2 separate regions of the Homo sapiens genome follow, and region 1 is linked to region 2. Evidence: chromatin contacts called from ENCODE Hi-C or POLR2A ChIA-PET data. All regions are on one chromosome and are shown on one strand. The core of a region is the stretch at or near the end of the contact, and the rest is flanking DNA. Distances in the headings are between cores, read along the strand shown.

Evidence for each region. Hi-C counts contacts between places; a loop is a spot of excess contacts on that map. ChIA-PET counts read pairs that join two places held with the same protein, here RNA polymerase II (POLR2A). Pooled maps may share reads with other maps.
Region 1: a pooled map shows a loop between it and region 2 (5-fold over the local background). The contact joins the promoter of EOLA2 here to the promoter of LINC00850 in region 2. A Hi-C loop is called at or near these places in 8 of 50 pooled maps. POLR2A ChIA-PET finds 5 or more read pairs at or near these places in 4 of 52 experiments (AG04449, GM10248, MCF 10A and 1 more).

The regions. Positions count from the first base shown.
Region 1 is chrX:149,936,335-149,940,068 of GRCh38, reverse strand. It overlaps EOLA2 (endothelium and lymphocyte associated ASCH domain 2), which reads left to right and starts at 1,578. Exons shown (of 5, transcript NM_001013845.2): 1 at 1,578-1,876; 2 at 2,589-2,636. It overlaps EOLA2-DT (EOLA2 divergent transcript), which reads right to left and starts at 1,521. Exons shown (of 12, transcript NR_027456.1): 1 at 1,283-1,521. RefSeq lists silencers at 333-392, 673-752, 863-1,132.
Region 2 is chrX:149,823,912-149,827,716 of GRCh38, reverse strand. It overlaps LINC00850 (long intergenic non-protein coding RNA 850), which reads right to left and starts at 2,009. Exons shown (of 3, transcript NR_109813.1): 1 at 1,901-2,009.

The DNA.
Region 1 (3,734 bases), core at 329-2,828, 110 kb before region 2:
TCCCGCAGCCCCGCCCCATCTGCTCCCACAGCGCTTTGCCACAGCCTCGCCCTGCTCCTCCTCCAGGAACGCCCGGCTTTCCCTCAGCTCCACCCTGCAGCTGAGCTGTGCACCAGGCCCTCCCACAGAGCTTTCTCGTGATTCCACCCTACACCTCCCCAAGCCGCCGCTCCCCTAAGCTGGTTCTCAGGAGTCCGCGGAGTCCTCCCGCAGCTGTTCCTCGCTCAATTGCCCACTGCCCCGGCCTGCTCCTCACACCACTGATGGCAAAGCCCCGACCCCAGACCCTCCCCAGTGGTTTCTCTCGGCCCGGCCCTACCCCGCCCCTCCAACGCCTGCTTCCAAGGCCCCGCCCCCAGCCCATCCTCAGCGGTTTCTCTCAGCTCCGCCCCGCCCCAGCCCCACCCGGCTCCTCCTGCGGCTGGTTAAAAGGCCCCGCCCCCAGCCGCTCCCCAATGGCTTCGCTCAGACCCGCCCTGCCCCGAACCCCCCCCTGCTTCTCCCGCGGCTGCCTCCGAAGCCCCGCCCCGCGCCGAGCCCCGCCTCTCCCCATCTCCTCCCTGTTTCTCCCGCGGGTGCTTCCAAAGCCCCGCCCCCAGCACCCCCCTCAGCGGTCTCTCTCAGCCCGATCCAACCCTTTTCTGAGCCCCGCCCTGTTTCTCCTGTGGCTGCGTGCAAACCCCACCCCCCAGCCCCACCCCAGAGGTTCCCCTCGGCCCTGCCCCGCCCCCCCAGCCCCGCTTCTCCAAAGGCTGTTTTCAAAGCCCCGCCCCCGAGCCCCTCCCCGGCGGTTCCCTCAGCCCCGCCCCACCCCTCCCCGAGCCCCAGCCCCCCCCGAACCCCGCCCCGCCCCACTCCTCCCCCAGCCCTGCCCTGCTTCTCCAGCACCAGCTTCCAAAGCCCCGCCCCCAACCCCTCCCCACTGGTTTCTTTCAGCCCCACCTTCCTCCTCTCACCAGCCCCCTCCCTCCCCGCGCTGGTTCTCAGGAGTCCGCGAGCTCCTCCTGCAGCCTCTCCTCGCCCAGATCGCCCATAGCCCCGCCCCCAATGGTTTCTCTCAGCCCCGCCCCACCCCCTCGAGTCCCCGCCCCATCCCAAGTCCCCGCCCCATCCCCTCAAGTCCCCGCCCCACTCTCAACCCCGCCCCAGCGGTTTCCTCACTCCCGCCCTTCCCCTCCCCCAGCTCCGCCCTCCTCCTCTCAGCCCCGCCCCCATCCCCTCCCCATTGGTTTCTCCCAGTTCCTTCCTGCTGGTCTCGCAGCTCTGGGCTTAAAAATCCTGCCTGGTGGTCTCGTCCCGCCCCTCCTCTTCCTCCCTCCGGTTCCTTTTCCTCCTTCCGGTTCTTGGTCTAGGCTGCCTGTCTCGAGCTCCCCGGCCTTGTCCTGGTTGGCTGGCGCGGGACAGGATCCGGTAAACTGAACAGCGTCTCCTTGTGGCAAGTGCGTGCGTACGTGCGTGGCGACGTCACTGCGTGGCTTCGTGAATACGTGGCTTCCTAGCGATTTGGCGGTGTATAGGCGTGGCTGAATACGGGCCTCCTGCGTACGTGCGTGGTGTACGTACGTGCGTGATTACGCGCACACGTACGTTCCTCATGAAAGGGACGACGGGAGCTGCATGAAAGCCGAAGTTATGGACCGCTAGCATCTGTCACTGGCCACCGGTTTCCGGGAGTAAGCGGCAGCTACCTTACAGCCCTGACACGAGCCGGGTGCTCTCTCTTCTCACCGCGGCCCACGTCTCCTCGCTGGCTCCGGTGGCCTCGCTGGGTCGCGAGGAGGCGGAGGACTGTACTCTGAGGCCAAAAGCCAGAGTCGGCCCTGAACGCCCACGACTCTCAGGGTCCAGAGGCCGTGAGACCGGCCGCGGCTGAAAGGTACCAGGGCCCCTGATGCCGGAGCCCGTGTGCTCGGCCCTCTTGCAGACGGTACTTGCGGGCTGGGGTTTCTTTCCCCTGGGTTTCGGGCAGAGAACCCGTGCGGGGCGCGCCCGAAGCGCCCTTTGGTGTCCCTTGCTCTCCCCATGGTCTCGGCCCCCCTCCTTCTAAGCGCGTGTACCCGCGACCTGCGTCTGCAAGTGCTGCTCCACACACAGCGGCCCCATCTCGGCCCGGTCTTCCCTGCCTCCCGCTTGGCCCCTGTGCTGTAAGCTCGCCTGGACCCCAGGCCGGGCGGTGCATAGCTCTGTGGCCTGTGGCCCCGTGCTCAGCATGACCTAACCAGAATTAAGCAGTGGACAATGGGATTTAGGCCCCCCAAACCCTCGTCCGATGACAATGGGAGGGGAAGTGTGATTTTTCTCCCCTCGGATGGAGCGTGCTCAGCTGTAGGAATGTGACTCAACTTGCTGAAATGATTTTCTGCTCTGCGGACTGGTGCACCCTGTGACCCAGACAGATGTGGAGGGTCCCACCGCTCTGATTAGCAGAACCAAACCGTGAGTGAGGTGCACATGTGTTACTCTTAGGACCGGCCCTCCCAGCTCTTGGTTTCCAATGCCTGCTGAGTAGAAGACCTTCCTAGGGCCATTAACCAGCTTTGCTGACTTGCATTTAATGACCTTTCCTCTTTATCTTCCTTGTTGTGCAGGTAAAGAAACCAAGTGGAAGAGTGTTTCCTCCTCTGGCCGTAAAGCAGGTACTCTCTGCAGCACCAGGTAGGAGGGGACTCAACCCCCTTCTTGCCTTTTCAGTTACATCAGTTCCTACTAGGGATTCCACACACACACAGTTGTTGTGATTTTGTGGTGATGACGAGAAAAGGGTTGGCTAAGAAACTGGGCGGCAGAAAAGAGGCAAACATTCACTGTAGCCATTTATCCCGATGGAAGTGGCCAGGCCCTGTGGGGGACATTCAGCCTCCGTCAGAAGTAATCCAGAACCAAGGAACCTGGTTATCTTTGGTCACTCATCAGAAGAATAATCATGCTCAGGGGCCACAAGTGTGTGAGGAAATGGCACCATGGATGGGTTGGTGGAGGGTACACGGGTGAGTCTTTGTGGAAAGTCATTTGCTGGCAGATATCAGCATCTTAGATGGGCGTGCCAGGCGGCCGAGGCATTTCCTTCAGCATGTCTTCACACAGCGAGTGTTAGAAGTAATGTCATTTCTAGTGGCAAAAGTGGGAAGCAACTTGTAACTCTCCATCAGTGGAGGAATGGTCAGGCAAATTATGAGACGACCAACAATGGGATATCACCCAGGCAGTGAAAAACAAGGTAGATGAAGATTGTCAGGTGGAAAGAATGGGCTTGATGTGCTGTCAAATGGCAAACTCGTGCCCTAGCCTGTGCAGATGTGTTGGGAACAGCAGTTTGCCAAGATGGCTGAAACAAAGGACCATAAAGGGGCTGGCTTAAAGAACAGACAATCATTGTCTCGCAGTTCTGGAGGATGGAAGTCTGAAATCAAAGTGGTGGCCAGGTTCGTTTGTTCTGTGGGCTGTGAAAGACAATCTGGTCTGTCCCTTTCTCTTAGCTGCAGGCGGCTGGCCGGCAATCTTTGGCACTCATTAGCTTGTAGAAGCATCTCCCTTATCTCTGCGTTTATCTTCTCATGGTGTTCTCCCTGTGTGCGTGACTGTCTCTCAAATCCCCCTTTTCATAAGGACGCCAGCCACATTGGATGCGGGTCCGCCCTGATGGCTTCAGTCTCACTTGATTGCCTCTGTAATGACTCTGTTTTTATATATAAGGCCACATTTTGAGGTGCTGGGGTTTAGGACTTCAACATACG
Region 2 (3,805 bases), core at 760-3,259:
TTCTTCTTCACTACTTCTATCTTTCTTTCTTTGACTTTCTGTCTCTCTCTTTCTCTCCCTTTGACTCCGTCTCTGCCTCTCTCTCTTTGACTCCCTCTTTGTCTGTCTCTTCCTCTCTCTCTGCCTCTCTTTTTCTCTGTCTCTCTTTGACTTTCTGTCTCTCTCTCTCTGACTCCCTCTTTGTCTCTCTCTCTTCCTCTCTCTCTCTCTGACTCCCTCTTTGTCTGTCTCTTCCTCTTTCTCTCTCTCTCTGACTCCCTCTTTGTCTGTCTCTTCCTCTTTCTCTCTCTCTCTTTGACTCCCTCTTTGTCTGTCTCTTCCTCTCTCTCTGACTGCATCTTTGTCTCTTCCTCTCTCTCTGCCTCTTTCTCTCTCTCTCTTTGACTCCCTCTTTGTGTGTGTCTCTCTCTCTTTCTCTCTTTGATTCCCTCTTTGTCTCTTCCTCTCTCTCTCTCTTTCCCCCCTCCCTCTCTTTCCTCTCTGCTGTTCTTTCCCTGCCTCTGCCAGCTGCTTATGCTGCTGTTCTCCCCTCTCCTTCCCCTTTCCCTAGGGGAGGGACTGGCAGGAGTGGAGCTACTCTTTCTTCCTCTGAAAAGAGGATGCCCAAGATGGACATTAACTCGACCCAGGTGTACAACTGAGGTCCTAAGAATTGGTCAATTTGGTCTGCCACTCTGTAAGGGTCATCTAGTAGTGATTTAAGCTCCTTTTTTAAAACTGTGGACTTCTGAACTCGGTAGGGTAGCATTTACAAATCCAATGCCCCCTTCCCCCCTCCCCCCACCCTCCTTGTGGTACCTCTTTCAAAGGTAAGAGGATCAGGGCTAACCCCTTAGGTACAGAGGGAAATGGGAAATTCTGAATATCTTTTTTACATCGTTCTACCTCATACTGGAGTCCTTTTAGACAGGGGTATTTAGGTCGGGAGGGAACAGACTGATGGAATGGTAATTCCCAAGAGTCAGGGTTATAAGGAGGAGGGATAACATGAGTAGAGGGGGATTTGGAATGGGATCTGAGGTGTCAGTGGCTGTCTGAGGGGAAAGATTGGGGACACTGAATGGGGGAAGATAGTCTAGAGGATCTCATGCGCTGGAATGTTTAGGCGTGAGAGCTGGCTCCTCTGACTTTTCATTTTGAGGTGCCAGATTGGGTTCTTCCCTATTTGTTTTTAAGGGAAAAAGGAGGGCAGGTCCTTGTCTCCATAGCCTAGTTCTTCTTGAGACACTGGACTTTTATCATTAACATATCGGATTAGAAGCTGACACATTACATGCTCATTCGACCTAAACTTTAGCCAGAAGATTGAGGGTTTGAGGATGGGTCCCTGAGTTCAAGTAAAACAGCAATATTGTATCATTTGTTGCTTTTTCCTTTTTTCTTTTAGTCCCTTCATTATCCTTCCAGTGTTTTAGCATGAGACCTAGGGGGCTATCCGGGGGGATATCTTTGTTACCATCTTTATCCTCCTTGCTCCCTGTCTTGCTTGGGGTATTTCTCATCTTGATGGTTTTGGGGTAAGGTTCAAGGTTCAATTTCCCTTACTGGGAATTTCTCACCTTTTGGGGTGAGGCTCAATGTCCCCACTGGAAATTTCTTGCATTTTGGGGTAAGGCTCAATTTCCCCACTGGAAATTTCTTGCCTTTTGGGGTGAGGCTAAATTTCCCCCACTGGAAATTTCTTGCCTTTTTGGGGTGAGGCTCAATGTCCCCACTGGAAATTTCTTGCATTTTGGGGTGAGGCTCAATTTCCCCACTGGAAGTTTCTTGCCATTTCTACTACTGGAGATTTGTGTGAGGTTCAATCCCCCACAATGGGGATGTCTCACCACTTTTTAACTTCTAAGCCACCCCGACCAAGGAGTACTTCACCGCCCCCGCCCCACTGCAACTTTCTTACCTTGGTCCTGACCACCAAGGAAATATTTTACCAGCTCCCACAGCTTCTCCTTCCTTGGTCTGTGCACAGAGTTGTTGCCACACTATGTGAGGATCCTTTAAGCTAGGTTGCTGGCCAGTCCCCTGCCCCCACGTTGCTGAGAGCCCAGGTTATTCCTCACACTGGGTGGGTCTTGATTTCTCACCCCTGAGGCTGCCACAAGGGGGCGGGGTGTGCCTCCTCACAAGAGAGAACCAGAGAACGTCCCTAGAGGGGAATGTAATCACAGGCAGCCCCTAAATTGTTATATATAAAGTTTCAGTGCAGCAAAAGTAATAGCACTCAAATATAAAATTTTATTTTTAATTCTCAGCAAGGCAAGTTACTTCTATAAAAGGGTATGCCCTTACAGATGGAGCAATGGTGAGCGCACACTTGGACAAGGGAGGGGAAGGGGTTCTTATCCCTGACGCATGTGGCCCCTGCTGCTGTGTCATTCTCCTATTGGCTAGGGTTAGCCTGCACAGGCTAAATTCAGATTGGCTAATTTAAAGAGAATGTTGGGTTGAGTGCTTTGGCGGGAGTCAGGGCAGAGCAGGTAGCAGGTAATCTGAATGAGTTAGGGTGGAGCAGGTGATCAGAATGAGTTAAGGTGGCACAGGTGATTGGAATGAGTCAGGGTGGAGTAGGTAATTTGAATGAGTCAGGGTGGAGTAGGTAATCGAAAAAGGTTGCTTTACGAGGAAGTTAAGTTTAAAAGTAGAAAGCAAAGAATTGAACATACTGACATATTAATTATTTGAAAAGAAATTTAGAACTCATATCTAACGTCTGAGAAAAAAAGAAACAAGAATTTTAAAAGGTAAATATAGAGCAGTTTCAAGATGGCCGAATAGGAACAGCTCCAGTCTGCAGCTCCCAGCTTGAGTGATGCAGAAGATGGGTGATTTCTGCATTTCCAACTGAGGTACCAGGTTCATCTCACTGGGGTTTGTCAGACAGTGGGTGCAGTTCACGGATTGTGAGCTGAAGCAGGGCAGGGCATCACCTCACCCGGGAAGTGCAACGGGTAGGAGAATTCCCTTTCCTAGCCAAGGGAAGCCATGACAGACAGTACCTGGAAAATTAGGACACTCCCACCCTAATACTGCACTTTTCCAACAGTCTTAGCAAACAGCACACAAGGAGATTATATCCTGCGCCTGGCTTGGAGGGTCCCACGCCCACGGATCCTTGCTCACTGCTAGCACAGCAGTCTGAGATTGAACTGCAAGGCAGCAACAAGGCTGGGGGAGGGACGTCTGCCATTGCTGAGGCTTGAGTAGGTAAACAAAGCAGCTGGGAAGCTCGAACTGGGTGGAGCCCACCGCAGCTCAAGGAGACCTGCCTGCCTCTGTAGACTCCACCTCTGGGGGCAGCCCATAGCTGAACAAAAAGCAGCAGAAACTTCTGCAGACTTAAACGTCCCTGTCTGACAGCTTTGAAGACAGTAGTGGTTCTCCCAACACAGAGTTTGAGATCTGAGAATGGACAGACTGCCTCCTCAAGTGGGTCCCTGACCCCCGAGTAGTCTAACTGGGAGACACCTCCCAGTAGGGACTGACTGACACCTCATACAGCCCAGTGCCCCTCTGAGACGAAGCTTCCAGAGGAAGAATAAGGCAGCAACATTTGCCGTTCTGCGATATCTGCTGTTCTGCAGCCTCCTCGGGTGATTGATACCCAGGCAAACGGGGTCTGGAGTGGACCTAGGCAAACTCCAACAGACCTGCAGCTGAAGGTCCTGACGGTTAGAAGGAAAACTAACAAACAGAAAGGACATCCACACCAAAACCCCATCTGTACGTCAAAGACCAAAGGTAGATAAAACCACAAAGATGGGGAAAAAACAGAGCAGAAAAGCTGAAAATTCTAAAAATCAGAGTG